2 separate regions of the Homo sapiens genome follow, and region 2 is linked to region 1. A link is a loop called in an ENCODE intact Hi-C map of the cell type or tissue named here. Cell type or tissue: mammary epithelial cell. All regions are shown on one strand. Links, peaks and the distances in the headings refer to the core of each region. The heading gives the core; the rest is flanking DNA.

Evidence for each region. Peaks named below come from ENCODE experiments on the same cell type or tissue, not always from the same donor. Only the 100,000 strongest peaks of a DNase experiment are listed, where the experiment ranks them.
Region 2: it touches region 1 in a loop (4-fold over the local background); 2 of 110 quality-filtered maps call a loop at or near these places.

Annotation. Positions count from the first base shown.
Region 1 is chr7:131,181,281-131,197,493 of GRCh38, forward strand. It overlaps a transcript of MKLN1 not described here. Among named protein-coding and RNA genes, the nearest start is that of LINC-PINT, 79 kb to the left of the region's middle. RefSeq lists enhancers at 6,823-7,323, 6,934-8,133, 7,128-7,337, 7,324-7,824, 7,438-7,507 and 3 more and a cis regulatory region at 14,451. In mammary epithelial cell, for the core only: no CTCF peak of the experiment used is centred there; a DNase peak (open chromatin) is centred at 7,371; H3K27ac peaks cover 1,891 bases.
Region 2 is chr7:131,068,053-131,084,265 of GRCh38, forward strand. The region is part of intron 2 of LINC-PINT (long intergenic non-protein coding RNA, p53 induced transcript); the gene reads right to left. Among named protein-coding and RNA genes, the nearest start is that of LINC-PINT, 34 kb to the right of the region's middle. RefSeq lists enhancers at 1,929-2,073, 4,857-5,001, 5,693-5,837, 10,826-10,970 and cis regulatory regions at 2,001, 4,929, 5,765, 10,898. In mammary epithelial cell, for the core only: no CTCF peak of the experiment used is centred there; a DNase peak (open chromatin) is centred at 8,189; H3K27ac peaks cover 1,963 bases.

The DNA.
Region 1 (16,213 bases), core at 4,058-12,057:
AAGAAAAGCATCTGATGAAAATAAAATTATTATAGAAAACTATATATGCATAAACATGTTATCAGGTTTAAACATTAAAATGTATTGGTATTTAGTATGAGTTTAATGTTACTAGCTACTAACATCTATTAAAAATTAGGCTTCAGGCCAGGCGCAGTGACTCACACCTATAATCTCAGCATTTTGGGAGGCCAAGGCAGGAGGATCAAGTGAAGCCAGGTGTTCGAGACCAGCTTGGGCAACACAGGGAGACTTCATCCCTACCAAAAAGAAAAAAAATTAACTGGACTTGGTGGCGCACACATTTAGTCCCAATAACTCGAGAGGCTGAGGCAGGAGTTTGAGACCAGCCTGGCCAACATGGTGAAACCTCATCCCTATTTTTTTTTTTTTTTTTGAGATGGAGTCTCGTTCTGTCACCCAGGCTGGAGTCCAGTGGCACGATCTCAGCTCACTGCACCCTCCACCTCCTGGGTTCAAGCAATTATCCTGTCTCAGCCTCCTGAGTAGCTGGGACTATAGGCGCAAGCCACCACGCCCAGCTAATTTTTGTATTTTTAGTAGAGACGAGATTTCACCATATTGGTCAGGCTGGTCTCGGACTACTGACCTCAAGTGATCCACCTGCCTTGGCCTCCCAAAGTGCTAAGATTACAGGCGTGAGCCACCACACCCGGCCCCCATCCCTATTAAAAATACAAAAATTAACTGGGTGTGGTGGTGCGTGCCTGTAATTCCAGTTACCCGGGAAGCTGAAGAAGGAGAATTGCTGGAACCCGGGACGGGGAGGCTGCAGTGAGCCGAGATCGCACCACTGCACTCCAGCCTGGGTGACAGAGTGAAACTCCATCTCCAAAAAAAAACCCATCATAAATATGTTCATCAATAGAGTTAATAGAGTTCAAAACTGGTCTGGATTCAATATGTTGACAAAATGCTTCAAACCTGGATACCAGTCCTGCAGTTGACACTGTATGATTGAATTTGGGAAAAACAGGTTCCCATAGCTTTCAGGAATAGGGTTTGAAAATACTGGAATTGAAAAGCTTCAGTAAGAGAAGACAATGCTTACCACAGCCAAGCTGTCACTCTCTAATTATTTTTACTTTCACGTTATTTGGGCCCAAAGAACTAGATGAGGAATCAGGAGTTTACATAAACAAATCCCTGGAATATACAATTTAGCTTATCCTTTAGCATCTCTATTTTTCCTCCAGTTGAGTGAGAAGAAACCCTAAGACCAAACCTTATATCTTCCAGAAGCATTTTAAGGAATAACCATGTTTGAAAGATTTCTCTAATGAGTCATATAGAATTCTGTTACTATAGAGAGATTGTCTTCTTTGCTAAGAACAAATAGAGAATAAAGACTTACAAATAAATGAGTTGTTTTAAGAGTCTGTTTTATAGTGTCACCTTTTTGTGAAATTCCCCATTATACTGCCACATTTTAATGTTCTTTTTCTCTGGCCTGGGCTTAGAGCAATGATCTGCCACTCTCATGTATGAACTATGCACTAGAGTACAGAAATATACATAATCTTTGCCTAGGGTATAATTTTAGTGGGCTGACGCAGCAGCACAAGAAAGGCTCTGAAATGCCAGTGGGTTACACATGCATTGATCTTGACAAATTCTATGTGATCAACGTGACCATGGCATACCTTGTGACTTTTTTGGTTGGTTTGCTTAAATGTCAATCAAATTTTAAGATAATTATGAGATGAAATGCACTAGGGGACCTACCACACAGCATCAGGTGGATGTGGAGTGGTTTTGCTACTCATATAAAGTGAAATCCTGCAAAATAACACCCTCAAAGGAGCTGAATGTAAAGGAGAAAGGGGAAGACAATATCTTATCATTAAAAATCAATCAGATATTTACTAAGTGCCTCTTCTGATGACTTCTTACATTTCAGTGGCTAGCAGATCTTGGTTCACAAAATACTTTCACAGACATTATCTTATTTGATCCTCCCAACAACCGGTAAGGTAAGAGAGGTAATCTGAAAATGAGGAAATGGCAACTCTGAGACTTAAGTGCTTTCTGAGGACCTATACTCAGCTTGACGGGGGTGGGGAGCATTGGAACTGCCCAGGTCTCCAAATACTCTGTCCTGTAATCATTCCCTCTTGATCACCCACTATTGTACTCCTTCATTCTCTGTCTGGTCCTGTGGAGGAGTCCAAAGAAATTGGAAGGCGTAAATCTTGCCCTCAGGGAGATTCTGCTCTAGATGAGAGAATGCAAGTTTTCGTAATAAAAACAACAGAGAATTATTAAGTGTTAAACCGTATGAAACAGGCTACAAATATAGTAACAGATTATTTTCACTGGAAAATAAGATGCTATAAATTGTACCCAATGGCCTGAAAAATGTATGTGCAGGTGCCTGAGAATAGTGGTCAACTCAATGTTTCTGAAGTTTTCCAGCCAGGCAATCAATGTTTTCCTAGAGAAGTCTCATGGTTAATTCTTGACTAGGAGAAAAGCCAACAAGCACTATCTTGCCCAGCTCTTTGGTGACACATGGTTGCTTCTAAGAGCCAATTCTTGAATCTTTGAATTCTTTTTAGCCTCTGTTGTGCCTCAGACTGAGAACAGGAAGCTTGTGGGAACCAGTCCTGGCCCTGGTACCTTGTTGCATCCTCTAAACGATCAGTGGAGGCCACCGAGGAAATTGCCTGTTCACCTCCTCCTAGTTATCTAGTTTGCAAACGGAGTAAAGAAGAAGAGTTACTTTTTTTTTTTAAGCTGCCTTGAGGTGGGAGAATGGACACATTTGTTCTCTACTCAGAGAGACCATAGACTTCAAGGGTCTGCAGGGACTCTGTGATCACTTTTCTTTCTTTTTTTAGTTTTTTTAGAGACAGGGTCTCACTATGTGACTATTCACAGGCATGATCACAGGCATGACTACAGTGTCAAACTCCTGGGCTCAAGCAATCCTCCCAACTCCGCCTCCCTAGTAGCTGTGACTATAGGTGTGCACCACTGTGCCTGGCTTTATTTTCTAATGTCTTAATGCTCAAACCTAAAATTCTCCAAATCCATATTTGTTTCAGATGCAAAATTCTATTCCAAATATCTGTTCTTTGTTTTTTTCAGCAGAGCAAGCCTGTCCTTAGAAACAGCTGCAGGCCAGTCACTGTCTCTCCCTGTCTTTATCTTCCCTGCTGAGTGGCATGTTGCTTGCAAGGCCCCATGGGGACTTCCAAAGCCTTCCATAAATGACTGGCAGTAATACTTTTTTTTTTTGAGATGGAGTTTCGTTCTTGTTGCCCAGGCTGGAGTGCAATGGCGTGGTCTCGGTTTACTGCAACCTCCGCCTCCCGGGTTCAAGCAATTCACCTGACTCAGCCTCCCAAGTAGCTGGGATTACAGGTGCCCGCCACTACATCCAGCTAATCTTTTTGTAATTTTAGTAGAGACAGGGTTTCACCACATTGGCCAGGCTAGTCTCGAACTCCTGACCTCAGGTGATCTGCCCGCCTTGGCCTCCAAAGTGCTGGGATCACAGGCATGAGCCACCATGCCCGGCCAGCAATACTTTTTTAAAGATGCACACACCCAGCCAGGTTCACCAGTATTATGGATGTTTCTGTGTAGTCTTCTCCAAAATGCTAATTTGCTGAAGTGTCCATGGGAATAGGCCAACACGGATGGATCTACTGTATAACTTGCCTGCCATCAGGAAAGAGTCAACACGGCAGACACATGCTGGCAGAAACCCTGCTGGAGTTGCCCCTGAGCATTGATGCATACCACCCGAGAGGAGGAGAGGGTGGTGGGAGAAATCAGATCAGAGTTCAGAATGCACCGTAATGCTCTGTAAATGTAAGACTGCACCTTGCAGGAACTGTCAATGCCACTACCAATATCACTCACTTACATCAAGCACTTGAGAGCAGCTGCGAACACAATTCTCTGACTCCTAACCTTAAGCACGTGACTGGTACCACTGGACAACCTATGTTCTCAAAGATGCATCTTTTAAACTACTTTCCCTAGGGGCCCGGCACGGTGGCTCACACCTGTAATCCCAGCACTTTAGGAGGCCAAGGTGGGCAGATCACCTGAGGTCAGAAGTTCGAGACCAGCCTGACCAACATGGTGAAACCTCGTCTCTACTAAAAATACAAAAAAAAAAAAAATTAGCCAGACACGGTGGCACATGCCTGTAATCCCAGCTACTCGGGAGGCTGAGGCTGGAGAATCGCTTGAACCTGGGAAGCAGTGAGCCGAGATCGCACCACTGCACTCCAGCCTGGGCGACAGAGCAAGATTCCATCTCAAAAAAAAATAAAAAATAAAAAAATTACTTTCCCAGGAGTAGAAATGGATTTATGCTGAGTCACTCAAGCTTTCATTTCATCCAGGGGTTGTGAACATAGATTCTGGAACCAGCTCTGTCACATACTAGCCGTATGACCTTGGGAAAATTACCTAAAAATTCTCCATGCCTTCAATTCCCGTGTGTGAAATGGTGATAATTATACCAGCTACCCCATAAAGTTGTTTTGAGGCTTAGAGATGTAAAGAGCTTAGAACATGGCCTAGCACGTATTTTGTACCATGTAAGTGGTATTTTCATTTGTTCTTCTAATATTAATTTAAAACATCTGTGGGCCGGGGGTGGTGGTGCAGGCCTGTAATCCCAGCACTTTGGGAGGCTGAGGTGGGCAGATCATGAGGTCAAGAGATTGAGACCATCCTGGCCAACATGGTGAAACCCCGTCTTCACTAAAAAAAACAAAAATTAGCTGGGCATAGTGGCACGCGCCTGTAATCCCAGCTATCAGGAGACTGAGACAGGAGAATTCCTTGCACCCGGAAGGTGGAGGTTGCAATGAGCCGAAATCATGTCATTGCACTCCAGCCTGGGTGACAGAATAAGACTCCGTCTCAAAAACAAACAAACAAACAGCCTCTGTTCTGACCAGGTATGGGTGGCTCACGCCAGTAATCCCAGCACTTTGGGAGGCCGAAGTGGGAAGATTGCTTGAGGCCAGGAGTTCAAGACCAGCCTGGGCAACATAGCAAGATACTGTCTCTATACAAAATAATTTTAAAAATGAGCTGGGCATGGTAGCACACGCCTGTAGCCCCAGCTGCTCAGGAGGCCAACGTGGGAGGATTGCTTGAGACCAGGAGATCACGGCTGCAGAGAACCATGATCGTGCCACTGCCCTCTGGGCTGGGAGATAGTTAGATCCTGTGTCAAAAAAAAAAATTAAAACAAAACCTCTGCTCTGGACGCTGCTAGGTGTTGAGAGGTAAAAACAAATAACATGCAGTAGGTTCCCTCAGTGGGCTTACGGTCTGTTTTATTACTTTACTGTCACTGTTTTATTTACTTTGCCTAGCACGCCAGTTGCAAAGTACTCAATAAATGTTTCTGAACGTATGATTGTCTTGTGGAAACAGGCAAGCATACCAATAACTTCAATGAAATGACAGGATGTAACTGTGCCTGGCCCATAGTAAGTGTCTGGTACCATATAAGCATTAGCTATCTTAATTATGAGTTTAGTAGAATAAATGCTGAGATTGAGTGTGCGGGCTGAAGGTTGAGGGTGAGGAGGTAGAAGTGCACTCAGGGAAGTCTTCCAAGAGGCAGTATCATTGAGCTTAGTTTTGATCAGCGTGTAGGCGTTAGCCAGTAAGAGAAGAGGGCTAAGTGTGTTCCAGGCAGAAGGAACATTGTGTGCAGAGTTAGAGAGGCGTGAAATAGCACAATACATTCAGGGAACTCCGAGTAGGCAAGAAGGACTGGAGCGCCATCCTTATTGTGACATCCAGCATGCATTTGTTAAATGAGTGTTTGAGATTAGAAGCTGTGGGATGAAACAAAACAAATGAGACATTGCTTGTGTTATTCTGGCCTTCAGCATTGAACTAAATAAGCAGTCATGGACGAAGTGGCCAGAGGATTTGTTCAGTGTCATACTTGCTCTGGTACAAATGCTATATACTTTCCTACCGCACAGTCAGCCTCTTCTTGTCCTCTGCTAGAGGAAGTAAATTCACTTCATTTGTCTTTTTTTTTTTTTCCAAAACAACTGAGATAAATTACAATAAAGTTGAGGAGACTGTAGTGTAGGTGAAGATGTTTTTGCATAGTAACGTATTGCTCTAGAGCAGAGGTCAGCAAACTATGGCCTGAGGGCCAAATCTGATCCACCGCCTGTTTCTGTAATTAAGTTTTACTGGAATACAGCCATGCTCATTTGTATACAGGTTGTCTATGGCTGCTTTAGTGCTATAACAGCAGAGTTAGGTAGTTATGACAGAGACTATACAGCCTGCAAAGCTTAAAATATTTACTGGCTGGCCCTTTACAGAAAGTGTTTGCCAATCCTAGGCCAGGTGCGGTGACTCATGCCTGTAACCTCAGCACTTTGGGACGCTGAGATGGAAGGATCACTTGAGTCCAGGATTTCGAGACCAGAGTCCAGGAGTTTGAGGCCACTCTGACTGACATGGCGAAACCCCGTCTCTACTAAAGGTACACACAAAAAAACTAGCCAGGCATGGTGGCGCATGCCTGTAGTCCCAGCTACTTGGGAGGCTGAGGCAGGAAAATTGCTTGAACCCAGGAGGTGGAGGTTGCAGTGAGCTGAGATTGTGCCACTGTACCCCAGCCTGGGTGACAGAGTGAGACTCTGTCTCAAAAAAAAGAAAAAGAAAGTGAGTGTTTGCCAGTCCTCACTCTAGATTCTTCTCTTCTAATCTGATAAATAACAACCACCTAAATATTTAAAACAAGGTATTGGGTTGGTTCAGAGTCAATGTGGTAAACAATAGGTTATCGAATTTTAAAAATTCACCATTAAGGAGAGAGAAGATTGCACATACGTTACCCATAAAGTGTGTGATAAACATGAATAAATAAATAAACATAGTTTCTACGATTGGCTTTTGAATTTGGCTCTGAGCTTCCTAGCCATGGGGGGCGTTGGGGGGAAGAAGATAATTGATCACCTGTATTAGTTACCTGTTACTTCATAACAAACCATCTTAAAATTGCATGGCATATAACAGCTACCATTTACTATTTCTCGAGTCTGTGAATTGGCTGAGAGGTTCTGCTGATCTGGGCTGGGCCCAGCTGACCACAGTGGGCTTGCTCACACATTTGTGATCAGCTGGTATGTTCGCTTGGAGCTGGCTGGTCTAAAATGGCTTCAGCTGGAGTGGCTCATCTTGACTCCACAGGATGTCTCATCCTCCAGCCGGCTAGCCTGGACTTGTTCGCATAGCCCTGGCAGGTTTCAGAGGAGAGCCGAAGCACACACTTGAGGCTTAGGCTTGGAACTGGAACACCATTATTTCAATTACATTCTAGTGGCCAAAGCCAGCCAAAAGGCAGGCCCAGACTCAAGGAATGTAGAAACAGACTCCAGCTCTTGATGGGAGGAGCTGCAAAGTCACATTGCAAGGGGCAGGGAAACAGGAGGGACAGAATTGAGGCCATGTTTGAAATCACAAACAATCAATCATCATCTAAAACAGCGTGTATTCCAACCACAAAATTTTAAAAGTCATCTCTGTGGTCTAAAGCGGAAAGAACGAGTCATCATACATCAGTCTATTCAGCCCCACCCACAGATATGAATCATCAGTGTCTTCAGCTAAGAGGACCACTATCTTCTAGCTAATGACAAATACAGAGGAGGGGTGGAAAGAAGTCTGTTGGAAATGTGTACATATCACATGAGACCCAGACCCATATTCAAATACCACTTGATGAATTTCACCAGGGAATCAGACTCAGTTTTAATGGGTTAAAGGGATACGGAAAATCATTGTCACAGATGTAAGCAATAACTCAACTAAACATCAGCTTTTGAGGCTCAACCCTAAACAGACCTACAATATTCTGGCTGATTCCCATTTGCCTCCACTTTTATCATTGGGTGGTGGTAAAATTGGTCACTGTATTCAAAGATCATATCACTACCTATGGATATGGATGTGATTGAAATGACAGACAGGGGAGAATTTTTTTTAACTTACTAGCCATGTAATGATTTTTTAAAATTTATTGCTAGAAAATCTTCACTATTACCAAACTTGCCTCAATAAATGATGTTACGTATAAATAGCAACAGCGATGTCAGAAGACCTCCTTAGCATTTCTTTTCCTGGTATGATATGGCTGTCTGTAAGAAGAGAGTAAACATAGATAGCTCTTGCTTCTTACGGTATTTCAGAATCCCCCTAGAAGTTTTTTATATTAAAAAACAAACAAAAAAAAAAACACAAAACTCCCAAACCACCCAGACAAACCCACCCAGCCTAGGTATGAGAATGTTCTTTCAGGCCTAGAGCCAGTCAGGGTCCTTAGCTTTGTTTGCAAGATGCCAGTGCCTTTATACTCAGACTTCGTGGAGCTGCCACCATACTTCTGTAGTAATAGCAGTAGTGAGTGGGGAGGTACATGACAGAATTTAGAGAACTATTAGACGCCCGTTGACTCAGACATCAGGACCACCTGTGAATGGAAATATCTTTCAACTTAGATATAATAAAAAGGAACGGAGCTGTTGATGTTATTGAGGAGGTGGAAACAAAACCTTCAGGATGCTTGAAGATAACTGGTTTATAGGAGGGCTGGGGGCAATAGGGCTGTCTTAGGAAGAACAAATGATGCTTCCAAAATTTGAGTGCAGAAAATCAGAAGTTAACCTTGGGTGGGTCACAAGGTTAAATGTAATGAAGGCTAAGTGTGACAAGGTTAAATGACATAACATATATAAAATACCTGGTGGGTTACTTAGAAGAGTACACCTCAAAAATGTTGGTTCCCTCCATCTCTCTGGATCCCCCACCCCCTTAAGGATTTCTTAAAAAACGAAAAACCTGCCAGCCAGCTGCCACTGGAAAGATGTCAAGTAGGATAAGCTGCTGATAGGTGGTAACAACAAAATCCACATCCAGGTGGATGGAGCAGGGGGATGTCACCTCTCCTGCCCCTCCCCTAATTACAAGTTGGAGGCAGCATAAAGACATTCCTTCCTTCCTGCAGAGGAAGTATGTGTTTTCTCTCAGACCTACCTTGGCATTCCTTGATGTCTTAGAGAAGCAGATGACCCCGGCTGAGCAAGACAGTCAGCAGAACAGCAGCCCTCGATGCTGCAATTGGAAATTTCCATTCTTTGCTTGCAGCTCTGAAAAAAAAAAAAAAATCTAAAGAGCCCAGTAGCTGGGAAATTTCCATGATGGAAAATTTTAACATATTCTTTAGCTCTAAACTATGCAGGTTTATAGAGACTATTTTTTTTTCTTTTGGTAATTTTCTTCTTTAACAATAATTTATGATCATTGTAACACTACAGCTGTGGGAATAAGGAGAACAAAATGAGTTGGAGGGGAATGGGTATGGTTCAGGCTAGTGGGAGGCTGTGCTATCTACTTGTGTGACCACCCAAATAATAGAAATGCAGATTGCTATAAGACCCACTGGTTGGGAATTCATCCAAAATAGAGATAGCTTGCCCTGGAGCGCTGCAGAGAAATCTGTGTAGAGACTGGTAGTGGAAAATGGATGGATAACAACTTCAGACCAGGACATGGGGAGTTCTGTTGCTGGAAAAAGCAACTCAGGCAGGTCTGTTAGACCACTGCTATTTAATCCTAAAACTGCATACAAATCACCTGGGAACCTTGTTGAGCTACAGATTCTGATTCAATAGCCCTGGAGTGAGGACCGAGACTCTCTGCTCCCAGGTGACGCTGATGCTGCCCTTCTGAGGACCACGCTGTGACTAGCTAGGCCATAGATAGCAGGTCTTCATCAGTATAAGGTCAGCTCGCCTTGGGTAGCAAAACACTGCCTAAGGGCAGCTGGAGGTGAGCCCCCGTGGGGTTGTTTGCTCAGATTACAAAGCTAAGGTCTAAAAGTAGAACTGGATGTTTTCTGGAGAGATGCTCCACGCAAGTCTGGATAAAGTGGATCTCTTGAGATGTGGGAATGCAAGCAGTTGCCAGAAGGCTGCTTACTCCAGCAGATTCAAGTTGGGGGCTTCTAGAAATCAATGCCTTTCCAGAGAAACTCTTGCATCAAGCCGGCGAAGATTCCTAAGTTGGTCCTGATTTCTGAGTGATTCTCCAGTGTTGTGGTGTGTGAGTGAAACACCAATGAACCAGCTCCAAATATTGAGGGAAGACTGTTGGTCAGGATGATGTGAAGGAGAGAAGGAGTACAGAGAATAAATTACTTCCACCCTAGCTAGAATAGCTGCCTCATTTTTATTGAGATAAAATAAAAAGGAAATTGAAGAATTTTCCATTTACTTAACAGTTATCTTGCCTTCGTGTTACCAATTTTACAAGGAGAGAGAAAGATAAAAATCTGTGGCATCTTCATTTCAGGGTGTTACCTCCAATTGGTCTGTAATGTATCTGCTGTATATATTTCCTTTTTTTTCCTTTTTTTTTTTTTTGAGACAGAGTCTCGCTGTATCTCCCAGGCTGGAGTGCAGTGGTGCAATCTCGGCTCACTGCAACCTCCGCCTCCCAGCTTCAAGCAATTCTCATGCCTCAGCCTCTCAAGTAGCTGGGACTACAGGCAGCTGCCACCATGCCTGACTATTTTTTTTTTTTTGTATTGTAGTAGAGATGGGTTTTCACCATGTTGCCCAGGGTGGTCTTGAACTCCTAAGCTCAGGCAATCTGCCTGCCTCGGCCTCTCAAAGTGCTAGGATTATAGGTATGAGCCACCGCGCCCAGCCTGCTGTGTGTGTATGTGTGTGTGTATATGTATACATGTATATATATATTATATATATACATATATATTATATATATATGTATATATATATTATATATATACGTATATATATAAAAATATATATACGTATATATACATATATACTTATGTATAATATATAAAAATATATAAAATATAATATATACAATATATAAATATATAAAATATATACAATATATAAATATATAAAATATAATATATACAATATATAAATATATAAAATATATAATATATACAATATATAAATATATAAAATATAATATATACAATATATAAATATATAAAATATAATATATACAATATATAAATATATAAAATATAATATATACAATATATAAATATATAAAATATATAATATATACAATATATAAATATATAAAATATATACAATATATAAATATATAAAATATATAAATATACAATATATAAATATATATAATATATACACATATAAATATAAATATTTACATATATATAAATATATATATTATATATATTTTTTGAGATGGAGTCTCACCCTGTCGCCCAGGCTGGAGTGCAATGGCACGATCTTAGCTCACTGCAACCTCCACCTCCAGGTTTCAAACAATTCTCCTGCCTCAGCCTCCTGAGTAGCTGGGACTACAGGCACCCACCACCACGCCCTGCTAATTTTTGTATTTTTAGTACAGATGGGGTTTCACCGGGTTGGCCAGGCTGGTCTCGAACTCCTGACCTCGTGATCCACCTGCCTCAGCCTCCCAAAGTGCTGAGATTACAGGCATGAGCCACTGTGCCCGGCCTGCTGTGTATATTTTTAAAGCAACATTTGTCCTATGTTTTTTGTCTTCCATTCACTTGAGTTTTGGATGGGTGGTTACTACTACCCAAAGTACACACAGGAGCATATGAAGAAAAGGAGAGGGATATTATGAAAATGTGATGTTGAAATCAGTGTAACAAGCATAGAATTAATTTGAGTATATAATAAAAAGTATTAAAATATATATTGGAAGTAAATGAGTATTCTAATATGCTAACTTCCATATAACAGTTACAAAATTTAAATGGCTTACAGAATTGTTTAGGGATTTGGACCTCCAGAAATTGGTTAATATTTTCCCTTGCAAAAATCTTCACTGTGGAGTCAAGGTATGATTCAGCAATGAAACAGTCTTTCTGATTACTTATGTAAGGCGATCAGTTTGCTTGTTTTTTTCCTTACTATATGTCTTGTTGAGCAATTATTTATCTAGGAACCATCTTACAACCTATAGTCAACCCAATGGAATTTACTAAATCCATCTAAAGTCACATTTTTAAAAATTATTATTATTATTATTTTTTGAGACGGAGTCTCACTCTGTTGCCCAGGCTGGAGTGCAGTGGTGCGATCTCAGCTCACTGCAACCTCTGCCTCCTGGGTTCAAGTGATTCTTCTGCCTCAGCCTCCTGGAGTAGCTGGGACTACAGGTGCGCACCACCATGACGAGCCAAGTTGTGTTTGTTTGTTTATTTTAGTAGAGATGAGGTTTCACCATATTGGCCAGGCTGGTCTCAAATTCCTGACCTCGTGATCCGCCCGCCTCGGCCTCTCAGCCTCCCAAAGTGCTGGGATTACAGGCGTGAGCCACTGCGCTCAGCTAAAAATTATTATTTTTGAGACAGGCTGGAATTCAGTGGCACCATCATGGCTCACGGCAGCCTCAACTCCCCAACCCCCACCACCCACCCACAATGCCCAGCTAATTTTAAAAATTTTTAAATTTTTTGTAGAGATGTGGTTTCCTTATGTTGTTCAGGCTAGTAACAAACTCCTGGGCTCAAGCAACCCTCCCACCCCAGCCTCCCAAAATGCCGGGATTATAAGCATGAGCCACAGGACCTTGTCCTTTTTCAAAATTATTGAGGTGAAATTCACATAACATAAAATTACCTAGGTTATTTATTTTTCTTGCTTTGTTTTGTTTTTTTTTTTTTTTTTCCAGAAACAGGATCTCATTTTATTGCCCCGGCTGGTCTTGAACTCCTGGGCTCAAACAATCCTCTCCCCGCCATCCACCTCGGCCTCTCAAAGTGCTGGGATTATAGGCATGAACCACTGTGCCCAGACAATTACCTATTTTAAAGTGAACAATTCAGAGGCATTTAGTATATTTACAACATTGTACAACCACCACTTGCATCTAGTTCCAAAACATTTGGATCATACCCAAAGGAAACCCCATGTCCATTACGCAATTGCTTCCAACTTCCCCCGGCAGCCCCTGGCAACCACCAATCTACTTTCTGAGTTTGTGTATTTACCTGTTCAGGGTATTTCCTATGAATGGACTCAAATGGCCCTTTGTAAAGTCACATCTTCTTAATAAACATCATAATTATAAAAATCTAATGTTAATGAGTGCATATAACAGGTGAGATATTTAATCCTTACAAGCTTATAAATGGGTATCATTATTAGATAGACAAGAAAACTAGAATTTAGCTTAAATCAATACATTAAATCCATATGCTTGAGATCCATACTTACGGCCAGAGAATAACCTTTGGCCAGACCCAGTTACTCTAGTGCTCTTTCCAAATGCCACAGCCGCATCTCAATTTTCATTTCCCTTATCACAAACAGATGGATAGATACTCCTTCTCAAGCTTAACAACTTCACAGAGCTTGATTCAAATACTGAATGTGTTGCTAGTTGCTTACAGCTGCTATTTCTCTAGCAGTGCAGTAAGTCCAGGCAAACTCTTTTGAAGAGCTCATTAAAACTGCTAAAATAAAGTCTTAGAAGCAGGTGCATTCATTAGCTGAAATGCAGACGATTATGTTAATATCGCATTCAGGTGACAAATTTAAAGGCACCAAATCATGAAGGATAAAAGGATTTTCAAAGCTAAAGTTAACTTCTCCCTTTGTAGAGCTCTTTGTTCTGGTAAGCATGTGACTGACTACAGCTGTCAACACGGGCACCTCCAAAGTTATCTCGCAAAAACAAAGGTGTTTTGCAGTATCATACTTCTTTTACAATTTCCTGGGTCTCTACTGAGGAAAAGAAAGGTAAGGAATTACCTACAAACCTGGTGCTATTTTTCAAATAGGAGATCTGGCACCCCATTTACAATTTATCATCAGATTGGTCTCAGGGGAAGAGGAGACGCGTTAAAGAAGGTGATTAAAATATGTGGACAGTGGGCCGGGCACGGTGGCTCATGGCTGTAATCCCAGCATTTTGGGAGACCGAGGCGGGTGGATCACTTGAGGTCAGGAGTTTGAGACCAGCCTGGCCAACATGGTGAAACCCCATCTCTACTAAAAGCACAAAAAGTAGCCAGGCATGGTGGCACGTGCCTGTAATCCCAGCTACTCAGGAGGCTGAGGCAGGAGAATCGCTTGAACCTGGGAGGTGGAGGTTGCAACGAGCCAAGATCGTGCCACTGCACTCCAGCCTGGGTGACAGAGTGAGACTGTCTAAAAAAAAAATAAAAATGTGTACAGTGGTTCCCAATTTGGAAAAGATGGGCTAACAACTCTTTTACTTTGCCTTTTTTTCCTCCTCAATATTTTGAGCATGAAATATATATGTAACCACATACATATTTCATATGTGTTTGGGAGACTGTTAATAGTAGTTTCGGCTGGGCCCGGTGGCTCACGCCTGGAATCCCAGCACTCTGGGAGCCTGAGGTGGGCGGATCATGAGGTCAGGAGATTGAAACCAGCCTGGCCAACGTGGTGAAACCCTGTCTCTACTAAAAATACAAAAATTAGCTCAGCATGGCAGCGCGTGCCTGTAATCCCAGCTACTTGGGAGGCTGAGGCAGGGGAACCGCTTGAACCCAAGAGGCAGAGGTTGCAGTGAGCCGAGATTGCACCACTGCACTCAGCCTGGAGACAGAGCTAGACTCCATCTCAAACAACAACAACAACAACAAAAACCAGTAGTTTCATCAGGATAATTTTAATTTTCTTTTTTGTGTATATTTTTATATTTCCCAAATTTTCTACAATGAATATGTAAATTTTTTAGAAACTTTAAATGTAATTTTTTTATTAAAATTTATTTTTGAATTTGTAATTTTTCAAGTTATTAAAAATTATCACTTAGCCTCTCCACATTCAGTTGTTTTACCTATAAAGTTGGGTTACTACTGAATTGCATAGCACATGGAAGCTGGATGAGATGTTTCCCCATATTCCATTCCTCCTCTCAAATCCAGGATGTCTGTGGAAATGTGGGTTCCTCTTTAGAAGGCAATATAAGAAAATGCAGCTAGGTATCCAACCATTTATAAGAATATATAAACAAGCTTAAGGATTTTTATGTCTTTCTTCAGAACGTCAATCAAGTGGGCATTCATCAAAGCGAATGTGTCTGTCACTCGCAAAGGAAAAAAGGCTGAACAACCTTTTTAGGCCAAATCTACTTATTTATTTATTTATTATACAAAAAAGTCTGTGAAGGCTTTGTAAGCTAATACTCGACACATTCATTTTTTTTTTTCCAAAACGGTGTGCTAAAATGACTGCTGACTGCAAAATGTAAATAATGAAGCTGCCATAGAGTGGCACCTACTTATGGGGCATGTTTGCATAGAATGTGTGTGTGTTTGCTAAATAGCTTGTAATTAACAAGCTGAAAGGCTGCTTGTACAGTGTAGTAGTCCTATTTTTGCCTGCTGTCCTCTTCAGCTCTTCTCCTTCTAGCTTGCTCTGTACATTATCACTTGCTCTTTTCTCTATACAATTTAGAAGCCCATTGGCCCCCATTTAAAAAGAAAAGCAACATGTAAATCAGGAAAAAAAAATCCCCATTGGGAATGGGTTGGGTAAGCAAAGAATTCTATATAGATGTATACATATACACCCCTCTCCCTGGTCAAGAATGGCCTCGCTGAATCCCTGTTCCAAATGCCGTGACAAGTCTCATTAGCTGGAGCTCATTGTGTGCAGCTCCTTTGACTGCTGGACAGCTCCGAGTCTCCTAGGAATACTTTTCCACACGCCCCATCCTCCTCTGTTTAATTCTCAGAGCTGGCACACACACAAAGGTTTCAGAATCAAGACAAAGTGAAGAACATGGCCAGAAGAGACTCCTGTTCTTCCAAAATAGTGCATTACTATCATAAGATTAGAGGGTAAACTTCAGAGCACAGGCTTGATTGTTTGATTGATTGATTTTTTTTTGAGACAGGGTCTCGCTTTGTTGCCCAGGCTGAAGTGCAGTGGCACAGTCATGGCTCTCTGCAGCCTTGACCTCTTGGGCTCGAGCAATCCTCCCACTTCAGCCCCCTGAATAGCTGGGACTACAAATGCGTGCCACCATGCCCAGTTAATTAAAATTTTATTATTATTATTATTATTATTATTATTATTATTATTATTATTATTATTTTGTAAAGACAGAGTCTCATTATGTTGCCCAGGCTGGTCTCCAACTCCTGGGCTCAAGCAACTCC
Region 2 (16,213 bases), core at 4,944-12,943, 110 kb before region 1:
ATGCACATGCAAATATAAAGCTCTTGGGGGCATACCCGAGTGTCTGTCTTGAGAGCCAAGGTTTAGCCCAGGTAAAGGCACCCGATATGTATGTCTAGAATGAATGAGTGAATGAATGAATGGAGAGGCTTGGACTTGAAATACTATTTGACAGGAGACTACTAAAGGTTGCTTATCATAGGACACGTGTGACGAAACCATTTCTGATGAAAACTCTTGCTTTCAATACATAGAATGAAGTGGAGGAGTACAAGATATAAAGCGTCATTAGAAGGCTATGAAAGTCATCTGGACATAAAGTAATCAGGGCCTGGACTGGGGACTCAAGAACTAAAAATCAGAAGTGCAATGGAAAAAAGTGGTGGTTATACATCAGTATACCTACTCTGCTTGTTTTATTTACTAAGAATGTCACAAGCATATAAGAAAGTGGTGTTGCACATTTTAGATTCATTTGTTACTGCATTATGAAAAACAGGATGGCATTTTTAATCTAGTTTATCTGATCCTGAATTTTAAGAAGGGTTTACAGCATTTCAACTAGACTACTTACCCTTGGTTTCTTTTCCAATTCCAATAGGAAATCTGCAGGACTCAATCTGATTCCACCAGAATCATGATCTCTGTGGCCTCCTACTGCTAGCTATCTAGAATGGCAGCTTTTGTGTATTTAATACTTAAAACAGTTCTGTAGCAAATTGTTCTATTAATGAAAATAGTAGAGACTCCTTCTGCCCTCTAGTTTTTCTCCCATGTATGTAATAATGACGACCCCAAAAGTAACATCTTAGACATGATTCACAACCAGACCAAATCTATGATTGAGGTAAACAAAATATATACAAAGCTAAGAGTCATTAATTAGATCATTCATGTCTCCAACATCATTTCCTGTAACAATCAATGAGAAGCAATTCACAGATTCCTTCTCAGCTGGGTGCAGTGGCTCATGCCTATAATCGCAGCACTTTGGGAGGCTGAAGTGAGAGGATCGCTTGGGGCTAGGAGTTCGAGACCAGCGTGGGGAACATAGCAAGACCCTCCTCCCAACCCCCCCCCCCACCCATCTCCATTATTTTTAAAAAGGTATTTTTAAAAAAAGAAAGAAAGAAAAACAATTCTTTCTGTTTTAACTATTGTTTGCACATATCTTATATACCATGTGGTCTTCATTTCACCCCTGGCACCTTTACTTACCTACTCTGCTTCTTCATGACTGGTCACGGTAAAAGCTAATTAGTGCTTCTGCCTGTCAGAAGACTCATTCTTGACAGTTCTTGCTGACAAGCAGTCTTAGTCACAAACAAATAGGGCTTCACGTTCAGCCAGACTCTAAGTCTCACCGTCCCTCTGGGAGGCAGCAGAGAGTTCCAGCTAACTCGAGAAAAGACAACACAGCCAGAGAGGATGGCTGCCTGCAGGCTGACAACGCTGTTTCAGAGCACCCTAACACTTTCGACACAAGTAGATTACACCGGGGGAAGAGTTTAGGGATGAACACGGGAAAAGTACATAAAATCTAAGCAAACAAACAAAGCCCTCCTCCAAAAAAAAAAAAAAAAAAAAAAAGAAAAGAAAAGAATTATTAACACCAGGGAAAACAAAAAGTTGTGCTGGAAAGAAAAGGCAACCATAGATTATATAACTCAGCTGGGAATAATGTTTTCAAAGTCCTAACAATGTAAATGCTGAATTATTCAAAATGTAATTATAATGAAAAGAAAAGGGCTATGCACATGGGGTGGGGGTGCATAAGATAAATTCTCCTGGCCGGGGCGGTGCCTCACGCCTGTAATCCCAGCACTTTGGGAGGCCGAGGCGGGCAGATCACGAGGTCAGGGGATCGAGACCGTCCTGGCTAACACGGTGAAACCCCGTCTCTACTAAAAATACAAAAAAAATTAGCCGGCGCGGTGGCGGGCACCTGTAATCTCAGCTACTCGGGAGGCTGACGTAGGAGAATGGCATGAACCTGGAAGGCGGAGCTTGCAGTGAGCCGAGATGGCGCCACTGCACTCCAGCCTGGGGTACAGAGCAAGACTCCATCTCAAAAAAAAAAAAAAAAAAAAAAAAGATAAATTCTCCTTTATCATGAGAGGTCAAAGGTAATGCCTAACACTGAAAAAGTAAGAAGAGGATAGAGCAATGCCTGTTTAGAGAGCTGGAGGTAAACAAGCAGAACAATCCGCTCTAAGAGTTGAGCTCAGAGAGCAAGGGATGGGGCAGGAGTGACAGCGGGGAGACTGCTGGTCTTTGTAACAAGCCTTGTACCTAACAAGCTCTTGGAATATGCGGGTTGTGTGCATGTACAACTTTAGAGTTAAATTAACACTAGTTTAAAAGTGGCCAAGTAGAGACTAGAACCCAGAGTTGCTTAGTTTAGTGCTTGTGCCACTGTATAATACCCTTTATAAAAAATTACATATATTTTCCACTCTTGAATATAGAGAAAACAATGATATTTTATCAAAACAATGTAATGTACTATTGTTCTTGTCAAGGGTATTGTGTTTTCATTTCATGGACAAAGAAAAAAATCAAATATTCAGCAGTTGAATTGCAGACATACCAGTCTATAATAGGGGCAGGGAAAAACACAATATTCTTGAGTAAGACCTTCTCTGTTAAGGGGCACTCTTTTATTACAGAAACACATAAACACACACAATAAAATACAATGAGGTATCTCAGCACTTTGGGAGGCCAAGGTGGGCGAATCACTTGAGGTCAGGAGTTTGAGACTAGCCTGGCCAACATGGTGAAACCCTGTCTATAATAAAAATAAAAAAATCAGCCGGGCACAGTAGCGGGCACCTGTGTTCCCAGCTACTCGGGAGGCTGAGGCATGAGAATCGCTTGAACCCAGGAGGCGAAGGTTGCAGTGAGCCGAGATCACGCCATTGCACTCCAGCCTGGGTGACAGAGTGAGACTACATCTCTATACAAAAAAAAACCAAAAAACAACAACAACAAAAAACAATGAAGTAAGCACCATAACACTTCCTTGCCCTGCCTTGGTTTCCGCATTTTTTTTTTTTTTTTTTTGGTTTTTTTGAGACGGAGTCTTGCTCTGTCGCCCAGGCTGCAGTGCAGTGGCGCGATCTCGGCTCACTGCAAGCTCCGCCTCCCGGGTTCACGCCATTCTCCTGCCTCAGCCTCCCAAGTAGCTGGGACTACAGGCGCCCGCCACCACACCCGGCTAATTTTTTTTTTTTTTTTTTTGTATTTTTAGTAGAGACGGGGTTTCACTGTGTTAGCCAGGATGGTCTGGATCTCCAGACCTCGTGATTCCCCCGCCTCGGCCTCCCAAAGTGCTGGGATTACAGGCGTGAGCCACCGTGCCTGGCCGGTTTCCTCATTTGTAAAATACCTATAGAGTTTTGTGAATATGTAATGAGGCAGTACCTATATAGTGCTTGGTGCACTTCCAAGCAGGTAGTAATTACCTGCTAAGTCATAAGAAAAATAAGTCCAAATAGACAAACTCATGTCTGTTTGATTTTAAAGCCATGCTCATTCCTTTACATCACATTTCTAAAATAATCCTATTACCACCTTATTAGACAAAACACTGATTTTGATTTTACTCCTGGGTCCACGTGGCATTAAATAAGACACATTGTGATACATATGTATAAAACCTGAGGGTTAGAAAATATTTTCCAGCTCTCTATTTACAAATATTTTATTTATTTAGAAATAGTCGCTTAAAATATGTCTTAAGAATTTGCACAATTAGAAGTGAAGTTCCTGACTTATCAGGACATAAAACTTGTAGTCAACTATTTTCAATAACCAGCAAGTAAATGATTTGTCACTAGATGGCACTGTATTGGATAATATTTTTAAAAACCTTTTTTAGCACAATGAGATCCAACTTGATTTGTCAAATTAAAAGAATATTTTCTTAGTCACAGGATGAGATAGGAGGTCGGCACAGGATACAGGTCACAAAGACCCTGCTGATAACACAGGATGCCATAAAGAAGCCGGCCAAAACTCACCAAAACCAAGATGGCAATGAAAGAGACCTCTGGTCGTCCCCGCTGCTCATTATACACTAATTATAATATATTAGCATGCTAAAAGGCGCTCCTGCCAGCGCCATGACAGTTTACAAATCCCAAGGCAATGTCCGGAAGTTACCCTATATGGTCTAAAAAGGGGAGGAACTCTCAGTTCCGGGAAATCTCCACCCCTTTCCTGGAAAACTCATGAATAATCCACCCCTTGTTTAGCATATAATCCAGAAATAACTGCAAGGATACTCAGTCAAGCAGACCAGGCCGCTGCTCTGCCTATGGAGTAGCCGTTCTTTATTCCTTTTCTTTTTTTGAAACTTGCTTTCACTTTAAAAAAGGAATATTTTCTTTCCAAAGGAGAGGGTAAGATTAAATTACTTCTGTTTTTTAAGTTATTTCATGGCTTTAAAAATTGTTAGGGTTTAATGGAAAAGAAAATAATGATATAATCAAGTTAAATGTCATTTTTAAACAAATCTGATACCTGAATAGTAAATAACTATTCTGATATCTTTTAAGCAGAAATAATTACAAATATCTCTCCTGTTTCCAGTATAACAAATAAGTACAAACACATACTTAACTGCACAACTGCAGTTTGTACTGTTAGCATTTGGTTAAGGGGAACTACATTTCCCAGAATCCTTTTCTATACATGATTCTAGGCTACAGCTAGAGGAATTCAAGAGGTATTCACTTGAGATTGGGAAGGAGGAGCTGCAGCAGCAGGCACTGCTCTCTCAAGTCATTATCCTCTTCGTGGTTAGAGGTGACAGACACAAATGCTGGCAGGGCCCAGCGTGTCCTAACACACCTCTACTCTGCTGTCCAGGTCTCCCTCACAAATATTGAGCCTATTGGTCAACAAGGGCTCCGGGCCCACCACCAGATGCGTGGCAGGAGACAAGGAAGTGACATTCAAGAAATAGTTCCTTATTAACCAAGGTATGTTTAGCAAGCTATAATAATGCAGTACATGAGTGAGGCACCTCCTCACACGGTAGCTTCAGTGTGTTAATAACGTCCTATTAATTGTACAGAATTATATAACCTTTTGTATGGGTCAAATATTACATAACATTTTTTTTTAAAGAACAAACCACATCCCAGGCCAGTCAGTAATCTATTTAAATATTTAGAGATAAGTAAGTTGAGACCACAATGTCTGAGCAAAAGAGTCAGCTAAGGAAATCCAACTTCACCACTCCTTTATTATTTACCAAATTATTATCTGGTTGTTTCTTTCATTTTGCCTGAAAACTTTCTAATATTACAGACTCCGATCCTTAACAGCCAGCCAAACTCCTAAGTCTGTGAGCCAACCACCAATATGGCTTAGTCTTTAATTTACTTTCAGTGCTAATAAACTAGATCTAGTGCTGGAACCCATAATGGGTGCAAAAACAGACTCAATAATTGTGTACTAAAATAATTAATGATTAAGTCATCTTCATATCAGATGAGTCTGATTCAACTCCCCTAATGGCAGAGTTACCACAAAGTAATACAAACAGGCCAGGCGTCCCAGCACTTTGGGAGGCTGAGGCGGGCGGATCACTTGAGGTCAACAATTCGAGACCATCCTAGCCAATGTGGTGAAACCCCATCTCCAAAAATTAGCCGGGCACGGTGGCAGTGTGTGTAATCCCAGCTACTAGGGGGACTGAGGCAGGAGAATCGCTTGAACCCGGGAAGTGGAGGTTGCAACGAGCCAAGATCACACCACTGCACTCCAGCCTGTGCGACAGAGCGAGACTCAGTCTCAAAAACAAAAACAAAAAACAAAGTAATACAAACAAAACATCAAAGCAAACAGAAAAATACAGTCCACTTTTGTGGATAAAAAAATAAGGTTCTGTGTCTGCCATGTTGTTTCTTGTTTGCCTCTGGCAAGTCATCCAGTGACATACAGTCTGAGTGATTGCTTCCAATATAGGTAACTCCCCAAGCCATACCTCTAACACTGGACATCAGCAAAGCCAGAACCCCCTGGGTCCATAAAGCACCTCTGTTCATTTGTGTGTGTTGTCAGTGTTCAGAGAGGGCTCACTATGCTCTGGGGAGTCTTCTAAACCCTTTACAACCATTATCTCATAGGCCTCCAGCCATCCTTATGACATAGGTACTATTATACATATCCTGGTGTTGACATGCACTAGATATATAGCCTTGGAAGGTTTAGTAGAGATTGAGTAGCTTTTTCCAAGGCTATACATCTGGTACATTGCAACACCAGGGTCTGAACCAGCTTGGGTCTGACTGCAGAACCCCAGTTCTCAACCATTAAATGATGGTCCATCGCCTCCACCCCCATTACATGAGAAAAGAATAAACTCTGCCTGATTTATCTTTATATCCTCCAAAAGTATGTAATGAACTTGTATTTAGTATGTGTCAACAGTTATCTGTTGACTAAATATATTCTGAGTGAGAAAGTTAGCTGAGGTACTACTGCCTTTTATCAAAGAATAATTCCTGCTCCAATTTAAACTAGAGAAGACAAGGCTTCAGAAAACCTAACAGCAATGCAGACAATGAAGACAAAAACCAGGGATAAATTGTAATCGGGTAACCCCTACACCTCAAACTTATCCCAGTTTTTAGGATTCCAACTACATTACAGGACATGCACCTAACACTATCGTCATACCTTTAGTTCTATTGACTATTCTGGGCTTCCTCCCAAAATGAATAAACTCCAAGTCTCTGCCCCTCCTGGACCTACTTAACTAAGTGGGCCAAATCCAGCCATTTTCTAAGAGATGCCAATTAGAGAATAACGTTACGTAAGGACAGAACACTGTTTAAATAGGGTATCTTTCTGCCAGTCCCCACTAGTAGGTTTCACACTTGGGTTTTGTCACCCTATCTTAATTGAATACATAGTTTTCTCCTGTAAAGACACAATATTTTGCTTTCTCTTATCTGCTAATGAGAGAATCCTACTTGGTACTCCGCAGTGAATAATAGACTTCGAGTTTGTTCAAAAACACCAAAAAATTTACTGCTATGAAAAACAAAAAAATTACTGCTATGTATCCTGGGAATTCAAATGCTATCCATCTGGACTACATTTTACACATAAAAATCTCACAGTATCCAATTATCATGGTAGGTTTAAAGCAGGGGTATCCAATCTTCTGGCTTCCCGGGACCATACTGGAAGAAAAATTGTCTTGGGCCATACATAAAATATACTAACACTAATGATAGCGATTAGCTAACAACAACAACAAAAAATCATACAAAAAAAAAATCTCATAATGTTTTAAGACAGTTTACTAATTTGTGTTGGGCCGCATTCAAAGCTGTCCAGGGCCACATGTGGCCTGCAGGCCACAGGTTGGACAAGCTTGGTTTAAAGTATCAAAAGGCATCTCCCAAGCCTTCCATGATTTTATTTTATTTTCCCTCTGGCTAGCAATTCCTTGGACTCAGTCCTTTCTGTTAGGCTGGTCTACCTCCACTCCTAGACCCAGGCTGAGCACTCTCTCAAACCCCAAGGTAAAAAGAGGAAGTCGTTTTCCATCTGGGTCCCAGATCTAGTCCTTTCAGGTCAAAAGTTTTCTCCTCAGCTGCTGGACTCACCACTTAACCACTCAGGCTTCCCCCTTCCAGAGGCTTCCCTCTCTGTTTTAGTCCATTTTCTGTTGCTTATAGAATACCTGAAACTGGATAACTTATAAAGAAATGAAATTTATTTCTTACAGTTCTGGATACTGGGAAGTCCAAGGTTGAGAGACGGTATCTGGTGAGAGCCTTCTTGCTGGTCGTGAGTCTCTGCAAACTCCGAGGCAGTGCAGGGCATCACATGGCGAGGGGGCTGAGTGTTGCTCTCTCTTTCTCTTCTTACAGAGCCACAAGCCCCACTCCCATGACAACCCATTAATCCACTAACCCGTTAATCCATTAATCCATGAGTGGATTAATCAATTCATGAGGGCAAAGCCCTCATGACCCAATCACCTCTTAAAGATTCTACCTCTCAATACTGCCACACTGGGGATTAAATGTGAACGTGAGTTTTGGAAGGGACAAACATTCCAACCACCGCACTCTCCTTGAGCATATTCTCAGCCTCACTTCTGTACTGTTTAGCATGGATTCTTATTCCTTGCTGAAAGTCAGTTTTCTTCTACAGCTCTGCCCAGCATCACCCACTCATCTGACTCAGCAAGAGTCACACAAATTGCATATTTTAAGAAGATCCTTTGCGGTATCTTGAGCATTCATCTTCCCTTTACATTTGAATAAAACAATAATGCATGGACTTCTGATTACAGTTTAAGCTCCTTGACACTAGGTAGGCAAATGCCCCCTTTTTGTCCATGACTTTTAGGATCAGAAATTTTTCACCACAGACATTAACACAGTTGCCTTTAAATTACGCAGTCTGAGCAAGACAATAGCTTTAAAATAAAGCAGAAGAGATTTTATAGTTTCTAATCACCTGTATACCAAAACACTTAAATGAACCACTGATGGGGCTTGTCAAATTTTTAATTCTGTCAATCTGCAAGGAAAAAGAAAAAAGAAAATGGAGAGAAAACAATTATCCACCCTCGAAGATTTGGTATTATTTGCCTGAGGGAAGATTTTAGGATGTTTTAGAGTCCCTCTGATTTATTGTTCTTTGTTTTCATCATTACATTAGAATGTAATCTGATCCACTCTGATGGTCCCAGAGAACCATGATCCTTTCTTTCCAAAACATCCACTACAAGACTGGACCTGGCTTTTGGTACTCTTCCTTCTTTAAACTCATTCCAAAAAAAGGCTTCAGAGAATGACTTTCTAAAGTCAACACAAACTTCAGACTTTGGGTCTGTCTCACAATTGGTCACAGAGTGCAGATGAAACTCAAAGTCAGTCGTGCTCTCAAAGCAAAACACTGAACAAAGATAAGCCCAGTCTTCAAACAACACGCAAGCCCACTGGCTTACTTCCGTAAAGGGCCCAAGTTACAGAAACGCCTGTTCTGTAAATGGCTTTGGTTACTTTCTCAGGATCATCTGCTCAAACAGTGATATGTCAGTCACTGCTAAGATCTTTAAAGAAAAACATCTTTCACTGGCACAGGATAGAGCATTCAAGAATTCAAAGAAACATTTGTAGATTAAAAAAAAAAAAAAAAAAACCTTCAGCATGGCAAATCTCAGCCTGTGGCTTTTGGCTTCAGATTACTTGCATAATACTTTGTTTTTGTGAGATCCTCAAAAATGAGTGGTTATATATTTTTCATTTTAAAAAGTTTCTTCCTTTCCTATTTGTGATTAGAATAGAAACTGTTTAGTTTAAAAAAAGTATTTTCCTTCAGAAACCTATCCTACAAATCAACGTAGTTCTGTCAACGACCCCAGATAAATATTAAGTTGGACAGACACATCAAACAACATTAAACAAATAACTATGTGAACTGAATTAATTAGTTACACAATTAATTCTCTACTTTTGGCAAATGCTTGATTCTGTTCTTAAAAGGTTAAATACAATATAAGAGCAGTTTAATGTCATGAGGAGCCTTGTATATTTGCTGAACACCAGGAAAACCTTAAAGCACAACTTCATTAAATTCAAAGCAAAGAGATTTGACTCCTTCAGAGTGACATAATTAGAGAAAGGACTAAAGGGAGAACTGAAGGGTCCTAAAAAGAGCATGGCCTTGGGTATTGGGAAGATCAGGATTTGAATCCTGGCTCAGTTATTTGCCAGCTGTGTGGTCTTGCACAAGCTACATAAACTCTCTGAAAATCAGTTTATTCAGCTGTAAAATGAGAAAAATAATGTCACTGCACAGAATTGTTACGGAGATTCAATGAGTTAGATGAAGCACTTAGAACCAATGTGGCACCTGACACATGCTCGACAGGATGTCTGTGATTGACGTGAATTCCCTTCTTCTAATTCCCTTCCCTGTGTAAAACTGATGTGGCAGATCGTAGGACTTTGTAATGGTTGTAAATAGTTGGTTTCTTGAAAAAAAAAAAAAAACTATATTCAAATTATATTTTTAAGATGCTGAAGGAAATCCTGACAGGTTACAACATGGATGAACTTTGAATACGTTGCGCTGAAACAGGCCAGTCACGAAAGGACAAATATTGTATGATTCCTCTTGTATGAGGTTCCCAGAGTAGTCAGAAAGTAGGATGGTGGTTGTCAGCAGATGGAGGAGAGGGAAATGGGGAGTTGTTTAATGGGTACAGAATTTTTTTTTTTTTTTTTTGAGATGGAGTCTCACTCTCGTCCAGACTGGAATGTGGTGGCGTGATCTTGGCTCACTGCAACCTCCACCTCCTGGGTTCAAGCGATTCTCCTGCCTCAGCCTCCTGAGTAGCTGGGATTACAGGTGCGCACCACCACGCCCTGCTAATTTTTATATTTTTAGTAGAGACAGGGTTTCACCATGTTGGTCAGGGTGGTCTTGAACTCCTGACCTCGTGATCTGCCTGCCTTGGCCTCCCAAAGTGCTGGGATTACAGGCGTGAGCCACCACGCCCAGCCAGAGTTTCAATCATGGAAAGTGAAAAGGTTCTGGAGATGTATGGTGGTAATGGTTGCACAACAATGTGAATGTACTTAATGCCAAAAAAACCACTCAAGAATGATTAAATGGTAAAGTTTATGTTATGTATATATTTACCCCCGCTACACACACACATACTGAAAAGTGCTTGGTATTTTTAAAAATCTTACAACAAATTCTTTTGAAAAAGTTTTGTTGTTGTTTTTGTTTGTTTGAGACAGGGTCTCACTCTGTTCCAATGGCTTCGTATTCCTGCTCATCTCAGCTTGACCTCTTGTGGCTATCTCTCCTTTTGAAACTGTTCTTAAATGGCTCTTTTCCCGAGTGTGCCCTTTAAATGTTGGAGTGTCCCAGAGTCCTCTGCATGACCCTCTCTCGTTTTGCTCAGCAAGCTCTCCTTATATAATCTCACCCATTCACACACATGTGAATATGTTTCCGTCTGCTGGTTCTCTCCATTTGGGTGCCCCATTCTAAAATGTCCAGAACCAAACTCAATGTTTCCTTTCTACTCTCCCATTCAATGGCTATAGGTTAAAAAAAGCTTCCTTCTCTATTCTTCCATCCCTCCCACAACTGTTATCTGCAGCTCTGGTATGTCACGCAAATTCCGCCTCCCAAAATCACATGCAACTTAGTCTTCTCTGCCACATCGCCGCTGTCAAGGCCTAATCCAGGCCCTTCCCCGTGCTCACCTGGACTTTGCAGCAGTCTCCTAACTCGTCCATTCTCTTTAGTCTTCCCCTTCCAGTCCATCTTCCACACTGCTGCCAGGCATTTTTCTAAAATGTGAATCTCCGCCATTCCCCTGATTTTAAAACTTCCAGTGGTTCCCTACAGCCAATGGGGCAAAGGCCAGTCATTCAGCATTACACACATGGCCCTCTCCAATCTCATTTCCTGCTGCTTTCCCACTTCCCAACGCCCCTGAACCTTAAGCTCCATTACAACTTCTCAAGAAAATGACAATTCCCACCTCTACAGCGTGGTACATGCTGCTTCTGAAACATGCTCCTTGTTCTTCTCCATTTGGTGGGCAACTGCACGCTCTTGAAGACTCAACTCAAAACGCCAGTCTTCCCAGACCAACCCCCACAGTCCAAATTAATTGAAGCGCCCAGAGCAGTTTGTGCAGGAGGTTGCAACGCTTAGCACGCAGCACTGCATTTACCTGTTTCTTGCTTCCAAGTCATCCCTGAAACCTTCTGTGTGGAGCAGCACAGGACCAGAAGACCTGCCTCACTCAGTTTGCAGTCACCCCTAGATGCTTCATGGCTTGTGTGGTCTACCTCTCTAGTCACACGTCTCCCAATCCTCAATGCTCAGGGACTCCACTGCCACACTGATGGACCACCATGGTCCAAGCACGTCCACTACAAGGCTTGGGGAAATCTTTCATTCGTTCACTCGACTCACATTTATTACACGTGGAGCTACACGGATGAGACTTGGCTCCTCCCTCAGAGAAGCGAAAACAAACACACAAACAGACACGAATAACACAGGTTGTAGAAACCTACACACAGAGTGATTCCCAGGACATTCTGGAGATGGAGCACACAGTAGGACAATGTGCCCGGCAAGTGTGGGGCCCTGGAAATGGAAGAGACACTCGGTGGAAGCTTCTAGGACCCACAAGGTTTGAAGTGAGACTCAGAGAACATAGAGAGAAAGAGGAGGGAATAGGACGAGTGGGAAACAGGAAATGGAAAATGTATCAATTAACCAGATTAACTTTTTGTCAACTGCTCAAGTACAAGAGTAAGAACCATGACAGAATCTCCAAATATATCCAGATCTTTTTTTTTTTTTAATTGATACAGGGTCTCTGTCACCTAGACTGTAGTGCAGTGGCAAAATCATAGCTCACTGCAGCCTCGACCCCCCGGGCCCAAGCGATCTTCCCACCTCAGCCTCCTGAGTAGCTGGGTCCACACCCAGCTAATTTTTGTATTTTTTGTAGAGACAGCATTTCGCCATGTTGCCCAGGCTGGTCTCGAACTCCTGGGCTCAAGCAATCCACCTGCTCTCAGCCTCCCAAAGTGCTGGGATTACAGGTGTAAGTCACCGCACCTGGCCCTAGATCTTTAACAGTAAAAGTAAACAACACAGTGATCTCTGGAGACATATACATTATCACTCCCTTTCTTTTCTGTCTCCCTCTCTCACACCCACAGACACACAGAAAAAGCTTAATGTCTATGTAATGAATACCTAATGGCAGTACTGACACAGTCAGAGCCTCTGCCCCCTCCAGTCACTTACGATCTGTGCCATCCACGGTGAAGGCACCCAGGTGTCCCTCCCTTCTGCTATTCCTTCTCACCATCCCCTGGCCCTTTTGTCTCTTCTGTGCTCACCTCCCACGCACACTGCAAAACGAGGCTACATCATCAGAGGCTGCCCTATTTATTCAAAGATGATGTTACTGAGAACAATCATATCTTTTTGTTCTAAAACGAACTTATCAACAATAGTTCTTTTTTCACAGCATAAAGACTACTCTTAATTTGGAACCATAGTTATTAATGCTATTGTAATTTAGTTTAAGTCTTAAATGGACCCAACATTTCTTCTTAAAAGGAAAACAACCCTATCAGGAATAATAATAATAATATAATCATCGTCACATCATGTTACAGAGAAAACTCGCATTTAATTTCTGGGTTTGTCAGTGTTTTACTACACAATTCTTTGGTCCACTTAACCTCAAATCCTTACACAAATCTGTGTTATGTCACATAAAGACATTTTAAAATTATTTTCATGTTTTGGCTCCATCTTATTGATAATTATTTCACTAATTTGAAAACAGATTAAATCTATGTACAGATACAGAACATAAAATAATACTAAATAAGGCCAGGCATGGTGGCTCATGCCTGTAATCCCAGATCTTTGGGAGGCTGAGGCGAGAGGGTAACTTGAGGCCAGGGATTCAAGACCAGCCTGGGCAACACAGCAAGACCCCATCTCTACAAAAAATTAAAATTAAAATTAAAAAACCAAGAATCTTTCAATTTAGTATTTACATTTGCTGGTTGCAATTTTAATTATATTTCTTATATATCAATTGCATCCCTGCAAGTTCAGTTAACAAAGCATATGAATAATAGAATCATGCTTGAAGTTGGGAGGTAAGGGAGAAGAATAGGTCTTTGTACTGGATCATGATCTTAAATGCTTACTGACCAGGAAGAAGGGAAAGGGAGGGAAATGAGTGGGGCTAGGGGAGAGCACACATGATAGTTAAAAGCAATATGTAAAGTAAAAAAATAATAAAGTAAGTTGATTTCCAATGCAGTTAAAAGAATCCCTGAAAATGAGTGAGGTAAAATCCTCCTCCATTGCCCTCAATCCAAGAGCTGAGTGGAAGTGCCATTCCAGGGAGGCTTGGGGGTACTATCAGGAGGCAGAAAGATGTAAGATCTCAAAATATGAGTGGTGAATGGTATACCAGCCCCTCATCCTCCCACCTCTAGCACTTTGTAAAAAGTTAATCATCGAATTAAATGTTATAATCCAATTTCCAAAATTGCTCTACTCCACTTAAACTGCTGTCACCTATAATAACCTTGCAAGCAAATGCATTCATTTCAAACATCATTCTCTGCGAATTCTGCAACATCTGAAGCTCTTGATCACTCTGCTTTTTTTGCTCCTGCAGGAACTCAACTGGCTCTTCTTTCTCTCTAATGCAACAGATCCAGCTCCCCTTCCTAATCATATCCCAAACCATGGCTTTCCCCAAAGTCACTGCTCTGATTTTCTCTACATACTCAGTCATTGAAACCTCAACCATCACAGGGAAGGGATTCTGCTGCCTCCCTTCCATGTGTCCTACCTCTGCCCTCTCACTGCCCCCAACTAAATCCATCACTTGACTGCTAGATCGCAGCACTACGATCCACCTCTGTTTCTCCCTTTCTTCCATTCATCTTTGACATTACTACCAGATTAATCTTTGTCTGGATCCCAGACTTTTTTTCCTTTTCAAAATTACACCATCACTCCTCTTTAGGACAGTGTGGTGGTTGTAAAATCTGTTCCCAGATTCTCTGACACACCTCTTTTTAAAAGGTGAAACCTAGCTCCCCTTCCCTTGAATGTGGGCGGAATTTACTGGCTTGTGTCTAAGGAACAGAACATGGCGAGAGTGATGGGGGATGATTTCCAAGGCGTGGTCAAAAAGGGCACTGAAGCTTCTGTCTTGTTTTCTTGCGTCGCTCGATCTGGGGAGTGCAGCTGCCATGTCATAAGGACACTCAACCCTGTGAAGAGTCCCACATAGAGGAGGAATTGAGGCCTCCCACCAACAACCAACACCAACTTGCCAGCCATTTGAGTACACCATCTTGGAAGAGGATCCTCCAGCCCCAGTAAAGCCTTAAGATGACTGAAGACTGGCTAACATCTATTTAAAAATTATTATTTATTTTTTTAATAGAGATGGGGTCTCGCTATGTTGCCCAAGCTGGTCTCAAACTCCTAGGCTCGAGCAATCCTCCTGCCTCAGCCTCCCAAAGTGCTGGAACTAGAGGCATGAGCCTCCATGCCCAGCCCTGACTAACATCTTGACTTCACTGCAAGAGACCCCAAGCCTGAACACTGTTAATGTGATCCCAAATCTCTGACGTACAAAAATTGTTAGAGATAATAAATGTTGATTGATGTTTTAAGCCAATAAATTTGGGGATAATTTGTTACACTGCAATAGATTAGTAGTTCAGAAGGCCTCTGCTGCCAGTGTGACAAATCCAAATGCTTTCTTTGGGCACTCGAGGTTGTCCAATAACTGCTCTTACTTTATCTTTGGGTACAGAAACACCATCTGAGCCAGTTATTTCACTGACCTCACACGACATGTGAAACTCTGCCTCTACTTTAGCCCATGCCATTGTCACACAGAATGTCCTTTTTGGTCCTCTCCACTAAACTAAATTCAACACTTTCTTCTAGGCTCAATTCAAGGAAGTGAATTAAATACCTACACAGGAATTTTTTATAGTTTTTAATGTACATAAATAAACATGTCTGATTTCCAAAACTATGTTTTAGTTATTTAAGATAGAAATTATGACTTATGCTACCCTCACATTCCCCCATACTAATAGATACACAGAGATAACTTATCATGGATCCATTTTTTAAAATGAAATAGATCAACATGTACTGACCTGTTCAGCTATATATGATACATTAAATGGAAACAAAGCAAGTTGCACAAAGAAAATTGAGTGCTTAAGAATAAATTTTAAAAGAAATGTATAAAACACATCTGAGGAAAACTTTAAAGCATTCTTAAAAAGACACAAATGAAGAGTTTAACCACAGACATCTCTTATATTCAGATAGAACAAGTTAACATAAAAATGTCAGTTCATCATAAATTTAGAAATTTAATGTAATCCTCATAAATAAACCAAGTTTTTTTAATGGAGACATACAATTGATACTGAGCCTTGTATTGAAAAATAAATGTGCAGTAACAGCCAGGAAAACACTAACACACTAGAGGGAAGGCCGAGTTCTTCCAGACATTAAATCACAGTCTAAAGCCTCCATGATGAAAAGTGTCTTACTGACACATGAATAGACAGACAAACCAACAGAATAATACAGAAAGTTCAAAAACAGATCCAAGTGCAGATGAAGTTTTAGTATT